2 separate regions of the Homo sapiens genome follow, and region 2 is linked to region 1. Evidence: read pairs that join two places in POLR2A ChIA-PET (ENCODE). Cell type or tissue: OCI-LY7. All regions are shown on one strand.

Evidence for each region. ChIA-PET counts read pairs that join two places held together with the same protein. Peaks named below come from ENCODE experiments on the same cell type or tissue, not always from the same donor. Only the 100,000 strongest peaks of a DNase experiment are listed, where the experiment ranks them.
Region 2: POLR2A ChIA-PET joins it to region 1 with 6 read pairs; 2 of 35 experiments call an interaction of 5 or more read pairs at or near these places.

What each region holds. Positions count from the first base shown.
Region 1 is chr12:50,519,403-50,523,402 of GRCh38, forward strand. The region is part of intron 1 of DIP2B (disco interacting protein 2 homolog B); the gene reads left to right. Among named protein-coding and RNA genes, the nearest start is that of DIP2B, 16 kb to the left of the region's middle. In OCI-LY7, no CTCF peak of the experiment used is centred here; no DNase peak of the experiment used is centred here; H3K27ac peaks cover 786 bases.
Region 2 is chr12:50,793,482-50,797,481 of GRCh38, forward strand. ATF1 (activating transcription factor 1) reads left to right here. Exons shown (of 7, transcript NM_005171.5): 3 at 2,428-2,528. Among named protein-coding and RNA genes, the nearest start is that of ATF1, 31 kb to the left of the region's middle. In OCI-LY7, no CTCF peak of the experiment used is centred here; no DNase peak of the experiment used is centred here.

The DNA of each region.
Region 1 (4,000 bases):
TTTTATTTTTTTTAAAAGAATGAAAAATATGAAGTGCATCTATAAAGTGAAAGGTAATTTTATGTACTTGTCTTTTGTTGTGAAGTTACTTTTTCTTCCTTGAATTGAGATGGAGATGATGAGAAGCTGAAAGGGGAAACCCAGGATGATAATATTTTGGATGCTACATGGGACAGCCCTAAATGAAAATTCACAGGTCTAGCCTAGCATCTTTGAAAGGTCTGTGTTGTGAACAGGCCTCGAGCTTCTGGGTTATTGATTCTGGGTTGTACTTACATGGTGATGCAGAAAGAGTTTTTAGTCTTTTTTCCCCCAGGATATTTAATGTTTAATGTAAAAATTAATGTATAAATGAACATAGATGCTTCTGTGAATGACATGTACTTTAATTGGTTTTTCTTGGAGGTTTTTTTTTTTGTGGTGAAGAAATAGTGCTCTAATACCCTTTATTTTTGGAGGACTGTTGCTTTTAGGCATACATTAAAGCATCTGCAAGATTTTTTTTTCTTTTTCTTTCTAAGAATTTAAGATCATATTGTTGTAAGTTAATCATGGGCCAGAACTTATGGCTTTTAATTCAGTTCAGATATGAATAAATTTTATAGTGCTGACCAGTCTTGTCATTGAATCTCCTTTTTTTTTTTTTTTTTTTTTGAGACAATGTCTTACTTGTCACCCAGGCTGGAGTGCAGTGACATGATCTCGGCTCACTGCAGCCTCCGCCTCCTGGGTTCAAGCCATTGTCCTGCCTCAGCCTCCCCAGTAGCTGAGACTACAGGTGTGCACCACCATGCTCAGCTAATTTTTGTATTTTTAGTGGAGACAGGGTTTCACCGTGTTGGCCAGGCTGGTCTCAAACTCGTGACCTCGTGATCTGCCCGCCTCGGCCTTCCAAAGTGCGGGGACTACAGGCGTGAGCCACCGTACCCGGCCTGAATCTCCTTTTAAAAAAAATCAACCCAGCAAGGAATTGTTAGGTAGAAGCTTCTGATAGTTCTTGTTTAGTAAATCTGTGACAAAGGCAAAGACACTGTCTTAAAATTTTAAAAAGTCATTCATGATTTATTTGACTTCCTCTCTGGTTTGGAGAAACTTTCATTTTTAAGTTGAACATGTAGAACAAGCAGTGGTATGAGTTTTCCTTCCATAGTTCTTTGCTTGTTTTTCTTCAAGAAGACCAAGAGAAGTACTAGAAAATGAACATCCTGTTAAAAAAACAACTTCTCCATTTGTCGGTTCTCTGAGCTCTGATTTCTAATGTTACCCCTATATCATAGCTATTTTTAAAATTATCTTAAAGTTAGGAAATTATTATTTGCATAAATATTCTCATCTCCCCTAAGTAAGCTGCATGAGGACAGCATGCAGTGTTCTTTAGTGAAAATGCTTTTCGGTTCAGCTAGTGAATGAATCTAGATTCTGCCATCAGCCTCCCTATCTACCTTTTTTCTTACTAGTATCTGACACTCTTCTATTACAATCATATGGGTTTCCTCACTCTTTCTTGGCAAGCTCATTCCTGTCTCTGCATTTGTAGCGAGTATTTTCCCTGTCAGGACTGCTTTTTCTCCTATTAAAATCCAACCCTTGTTTCAAGGCCTGGTTGACGTTCCTCTCATCATGAAACCTGCTGACTGCTTTAGTCCATATTAATCTCTTCTATTTTTAGACTATTGTTATATTCAGCAACAGTTTTTTTTTTTTTTTTTTTTTTTTTAATTTGAGATGGAGTCTCCCTCTGTCGCCCAGGCTGGAGTACAGTGGCGCGATGTCAGGTCACTGCAACCTCTGCCTCCCGGGTTTAATCGATTCTCCTGCCTCAGCCTCCTGAGTAGCTGAGATTACAGGCGCACACCCCCACACCCTGCTAATTTTTGTATTTTTAGTAGAGAGGGGGTTTCACCATGTTGGTCAAGCTGGTCTTGAACTCTTGACCTCGTGATCCACCCGCCTCAGCCTCCCAAAGTGCTGGGATTATAGGCATGAGCCACTGTGCCCAGCTCAGCAACAGTTTTAACTCTTAATTTGCCACTGTTTGTTTCATTTATGTTATTTTTACCTTCTCAGTTAGACTTCAGGTTTCTTTCTTTTTTTTTTTTTTTTTTTTGAGATGGAGTCTCACACTCTGTTGCCAGGCTAGAGTGCAGTGGCCCCATCTCAGCTCACTGCAACCTCCATCTCCCAGGTTCAAGTGATTCTTGTGCCTCAGCCTCCTGAGTAGCTAGAATTACAGGCACCTGTCACCATCACGCCCAGCTAATTTTTGTATTTTCAGTAGAGACGGGGTTTCTCCGTGTTAGCCAGGCTGGTCTTGAACTCCTGACCTCAAGTGATCCACTCCAACCGCCCCTCCGCCCTTGGCCTCCCAAAGTGTTGGGATTACAGGTGTGAGTCACTGTGCCTGGCTTAATTTTTGTATTTTTTGTAGAGATAGGGTTTTGCTATGTTGCCCAGGCTTCTTGAACTCCTGGGCTCAAGGATTCACCTGCCTTGGCCTCCCAGAGTGTTGAGATTACAGGCATGAGCCACCACGCCCAGCCCCCAAACATTTTTTATTTAATTTATTTTATTTTTTATTTTTTATTTTATTATTGTATATTTTATTATTATTTTTTTAAGATAGAGTCTTGCTCTGTCACCCAGACTGGAGTGCAGTGGCACAATCTTGGCTCACTGCAACCTCCGTGTCCGGGGTTCAAGTGATTCCCCTGCCTCAGCCCGCTGAGTAGCTGGGATTACAGGTATGTGCCACCACACCCAGCTAATTTTTATATTTTTGGTAGAGACGGGGTTTTACCATATTGATCAGGCTAGTCTCGAGCTCCTGACCTCAAGTGATCCACACGCCTTGGCCTCCCAAAGTGCTGGAATTACAGGTGTGAGCCACCACACCCGGCCACATTTTTGAAAAATGGAAAGAAAGATTAATAAAAACAACAGGATAATTATTTATCTGGTTATTCCAGTTCAGGGTCTGGGAAGGCAGGAACCTATCCCAGCAGCTCAGGGTACAAGACGGGAACCAGCCCTGGAAAGGACTTTCCATTGCAGGGCGCACACATACATACACACACTCACTTAGACTGGGACAATTAAATGTGCCAGTTCACCTAATGGATGCATCTTTGGGGTATGGGGGAAACTAGAGTACCTGGAGAAAACCTACACAGACATGGGGAGAACGTGCAAACGCCACACAGATAGTGGCCCTGGCTGGGAATTGATTTTTTTGTTTTTCTTTTCAGCCTCTTTATAACATAACATTGAGTAAAATAAGGTTACTTCAGGTCCTGCTTGTATATACATAGTATATATTGAGAATGACAAGGAATGTGTGATATAAATGCTAAGTAAGAATCCAGAAGAAACATATTGCAAGAGAAAACCTAGTCGTCTGAAAGAAACATTCCCAGTGATTTCAGCAGAACTCAGATGTTGGACAGGGTAATGTGGTGGATAGGTGGTAAGTAAAAGCATTATTTGATGTCACTGGGATATTGGCAGGGGAAGAATGGGAATTAACTGCATTGGTGAGGAGAAAAATATTTTATTTATAAAAGTGTTAAAAATTATAAAATATTTCCTGGAATATATTTGGGAAAAAGAGAAAAATTATACAATACTTAAATATTGTAAGAAAGACATAAGATCTGTATGAAGAAAATTGTAAAACTTTAAAGATATAAAAGCAGAATCTGAAAAAATGGAAATATATACAGTTGTTCCTTTCTTCGTAGGGGATTGGTTCCGGGACTCCCCTCAGTTACCAAAATCCAAGGGTGCTCAAGTCTGCTAAAAAATGGCATGGTATTTGCATGTAACGTAAGCACATCCTCTTGTTTAAATCAACTCTAGATTACTTATATACTTGTATAGTACCTAATACAGTGAAAATACTATGTCAATAGTTGTTATTCTTTATAATTCAGAGAGTGATGACAGGAAAAAAAAAATCTGTACATGTTCAGTACAGATGGCTTTTTTTCCTCCACCTATTTTC
Region 2 (4,000 bases), 270 kb after region 1:
AGGCATGGTGGCAGGTGCCTGTAATCCCAGCTACCCAGCTACTTGGGAGGCTGAGGCAGGAGAATCGCTTGAACCCGGGAGGCAGAAGCTGCAGTGAGCCAAGATTGTGCTATTGCACTCCAGCCTGGGCGACAAGAGCAAGACTCCATCTCAAAAAAAAAAAAAAAAAATTTATGATGCTTGAGGAAAAGAAAAGTGACAGATTTTTCTTAATTATTGGTTATTTCTTAATTATTATTGGGTTATGACTAATTCTTTTCTGTATAATGATATAGATTTAATATGAAATATAAATGAGTAGTTATATACTAGAACTCATTTTTGAAGGAAATAACATATAAAAGAAGCCTCTCTGGAAATTTCATGTCTAAATAGTTTAGGGGAAGGCTTTCTATAGATAGTAACTAATGTGGAGAATTGATTTCTTATGTCCCTTCTAAAGGCCTGTTTGGGTTATTTTTTATTTATTTTTATTTTTATTTTTTTTGAGCGGGAGCCTCGCTGTGTTGCCCAGGCTGGAGTGCAGTGGCGCGATCTCGGCTTACTGCAAGCTCCACCTCCCAGGTTCACGCCCTTCTCCTGCCTCAGCCTCCCGAGTAGCTGGGACTACAGGCGCCTACCACCAGGCCCGGCTAATTTTTTGTATTTTTAGTAGAGACGGGGTTTCACCGTGTTAGCCAGGATGTTCTCAATCTCCTGACCTCGTGATCCACCCACCTCGGCCTCCCAAAGTGCTGGGATTACAGGCGTGAGCCACCGCGCCTGGCCTGGGTTATTTTATTTTTAAAAATTAAGATGAAGTCGGCCAGGCACAGTGGCTCACACTTGCAATCCCAGCACTTTGGGAGGCTGAGGCAGGTGGATCATGAGGTCAGGAGTTTGAGACCAGCCTGACCAACATGGTGAAACCCCATCTCTACTAAAAATACAAAAATTAGCTGGGCGTGGTGGCACGTGGCTGTAATCCCAGCTACTCAGGAGGCTGAGGCAGGAGAATCACTTGAACCCAGGAGGTGGAGGTTGCAGTGAGCCAAGATCGTGCCACTGCACTCCAGCCTGGGCGACACAGTGATACTCCATCTCAAAAAAAAAAAAATTCAGATGAAGTCGGATATCACAATCTAACTTTGGACAAATGTTGGAAAGTTTTAATACGCTTAAAAAATTGAGGCCAGACATGGTGACCCATACCTGTAATCCCAGCACTTTGGGAGGCCTGCTTGAGCCCAGGAGTTTGACACCAGCCAGGGTAACATAATGAGACCCTGTCAGAATAAAAAAAAATGAATTAGCTGGGCATGGTGGTGTGCACCTGTAATCCTAGCTACTCAGGAGGCTCAGGCTGGAAGATTGCTTGAGCCCAGGAAGGCGACGCTACAGTGAGCTGTCATTGCACCACTGCACTTCAGCCTGGGTGACAGAGTGAGACCCTGTCTCAAAAATAAAAAAATTAAAAATATTTAAAAAAAAATTGAAAACAACTTGTTTTCTCAATTGTAAAATATTGCTATAACTTGCATATTATATTGATGTAGTTTATAAAAATTAACATTGTATGCATGCCAAGTGTTGCATGTATTAACTTGTGAAATGAGATAAAATTGAATCATACAGATTTTAAAATGGCATATATTTATACCTGCCATTGCCAGTGACCTCCACCTTGCTAAATCGAATGGTCTGTTCTCAGTCTTTATTTTATCTCAGCTTGTAAACAGCATTGGACATGGTTGATCATTCTTTTCTCCTCAGTATGCTGTCTTCACTAGTTTTCCATGGACAGCTCAATCATTTGGTTCTCTTCTTTACTGGTGACTCCTTAGTCTCATTTGCTGGTTCCTCCTCTTCATCCAGTCTCTTAGTGTTCCTGAGGTTAGTCCTCAGTCCTCTTCTATTTACCCCTATGAGCTCATCCAGTCTCATGGCTTTAAGGACTCTAAAAAGCTAGACCTCCAAAATTTATGTATCTAGCCCAGACCTCTTCCCAGACCTACAGGCTTGTATATTTAATATTCGTCTCAATGTCAGCAGTTGAATATATAACAGGTTTTTCAAACTTAGCATGTCAGGTAGATTAGTAATAAAACAACACTTTTAAGTAATGTGCATCAGTGTAGAAATAGGGTGGAGAATGACATCAGAGCCTGGTCTTTTTAACTCTGGTAAAATAGTACTGCTTCATTTGGGGGACAGACTTTATTCTCAGCTCTGGGCCTGCTATATTTGATATTCCTTTAATAGGTTGGGCTCCTGGAATAAACTTTCTCATTTTTCCTTTTCCTTTTGTTCCTTTCTTTTAGACTTTAGATTTAATGTACAAATGAATTGGAGTGGCAGGAGACAGATCATTTTTTTCTAAAAGTAAAAATTCAGTTGTTTCTTTTCCCACCTGCATTGTTCATCATGTTAATGCCAGTTCTTTTTTAGGTATCATCTTTATCAGAAAGTGAGGAGTCCCAGGACTCATCCGACAGCATAGGCTCCTCACAGAAAGCCCACGGGATCCTAGCACGGCGCCCATCTTACAGGTGAGTACTCTCTTGTATGAAGCCCTGCATGTTATGATAGTACCAAATGAGTTCAAGAGGTGCTGTGCAAAGTACACTAAAGAAGTTAGCACGCGTCAGTGTTAAGAATGAAATTGGTTGGCCCTCGCCTATAATCCCAACCCTTTCGGAGGCCGAGGTAGGATTGCTTGAGCCCAGGAGTTCAAGACCAGCCTGGGCAACATGGCAAGACCCTGTCTCTTCAAAAAATACAAACCTTAGCTGGACATAGTGGCGCACGCCTGTAGTCCCATCTACTTAGAGGCTAAGGCGGGAAGATGGCTTGAGCCCAGGAGTTTGAAGTTACAATGATCTGTGATTGTGTCACTGTGCTCCAGCCTGGGTGATAGAGCAAGATCCTGTCTCCAAGAAAAAATGAAATTGGACCTTTGGCCGGATGCAGTGGCTTATGCCTGTAATCCCAGCACTTTGGGAGGCTGAGGCGGGCAGATCACCTGAGGTTAGGAGTTTGAGACCAGCCTGGCCAACATGGTGAAACCCCGTCTCTAATAAAAATAGAAAAATTAGCCGGGTGTGGTAGTGCACACCTGTAATCCCAGCTACTTGGGAGGCTGAGGCAGGAGAATCACTTGAACCTGGGAGGCGGAGGTTGCAGTGAGCCGAGATTGTGCCACTGCACTGCAGCCTGGGCAACAGAGCAAGACTCTGTCTCAAAAAAAAAAAAAAATGTAAATTTAATCTTTATCTTACACCATTACACAAATCAACACCAAATGGATAAGAGACCTAAATGTTAAGACCTGAAACCATAAAAATCCTAGAAGAGAACATAGGCGATAAGCTCTTCGACATTGACCTTGGCAATGATTTTTTGGATATCACACCAAAAGCTTAGGCTACAAAAAAATAAATAAATGGGACTACGTCAAACTAAAAAACGTGTCTGTGTAGCAAAGGAAACAAAGCAACAAAATGAAAAGGCAACTTACGGACTGGGAAAAAATTATTTGCAAACCACTTATCTGATAAGGGGTTAATACCCGTAACTGAAGACAAAATGAGAGAACCTGAGGATACAGCTCTGAGTAGATTACCTAGAATGGAACACAGAAAGACAAAGTTAAGATAGAACACAGAATGAGAAGGTCCAGTACACAACATACATAGATAAAAGGAGAGAAGAGGGAAGGGCACTTCCAGCTTCTAGTCTCTCCAGGAGAGAAAATGATAATGACTGCAATTTCCAGGATATGAATTTCTCAGCATAAGAAAGCAAGGTCCCAAACAAGATAAATTAATAGAAACCTACATCTAGGTGTATGTTGTAAAGTAAAACTGGAGAACACCAAGGATAAACCTGAGATCTTAAAAGCTAAAAGCTTCCAAGTGAAAAGACCAATTACCTAGAAAGGAAGGACCAGTAAGCTGACAACAGATTTTTGAAGTACAGTATAAGACAATGAACTAAAATCCTTATTTTTATCTTTAAATTA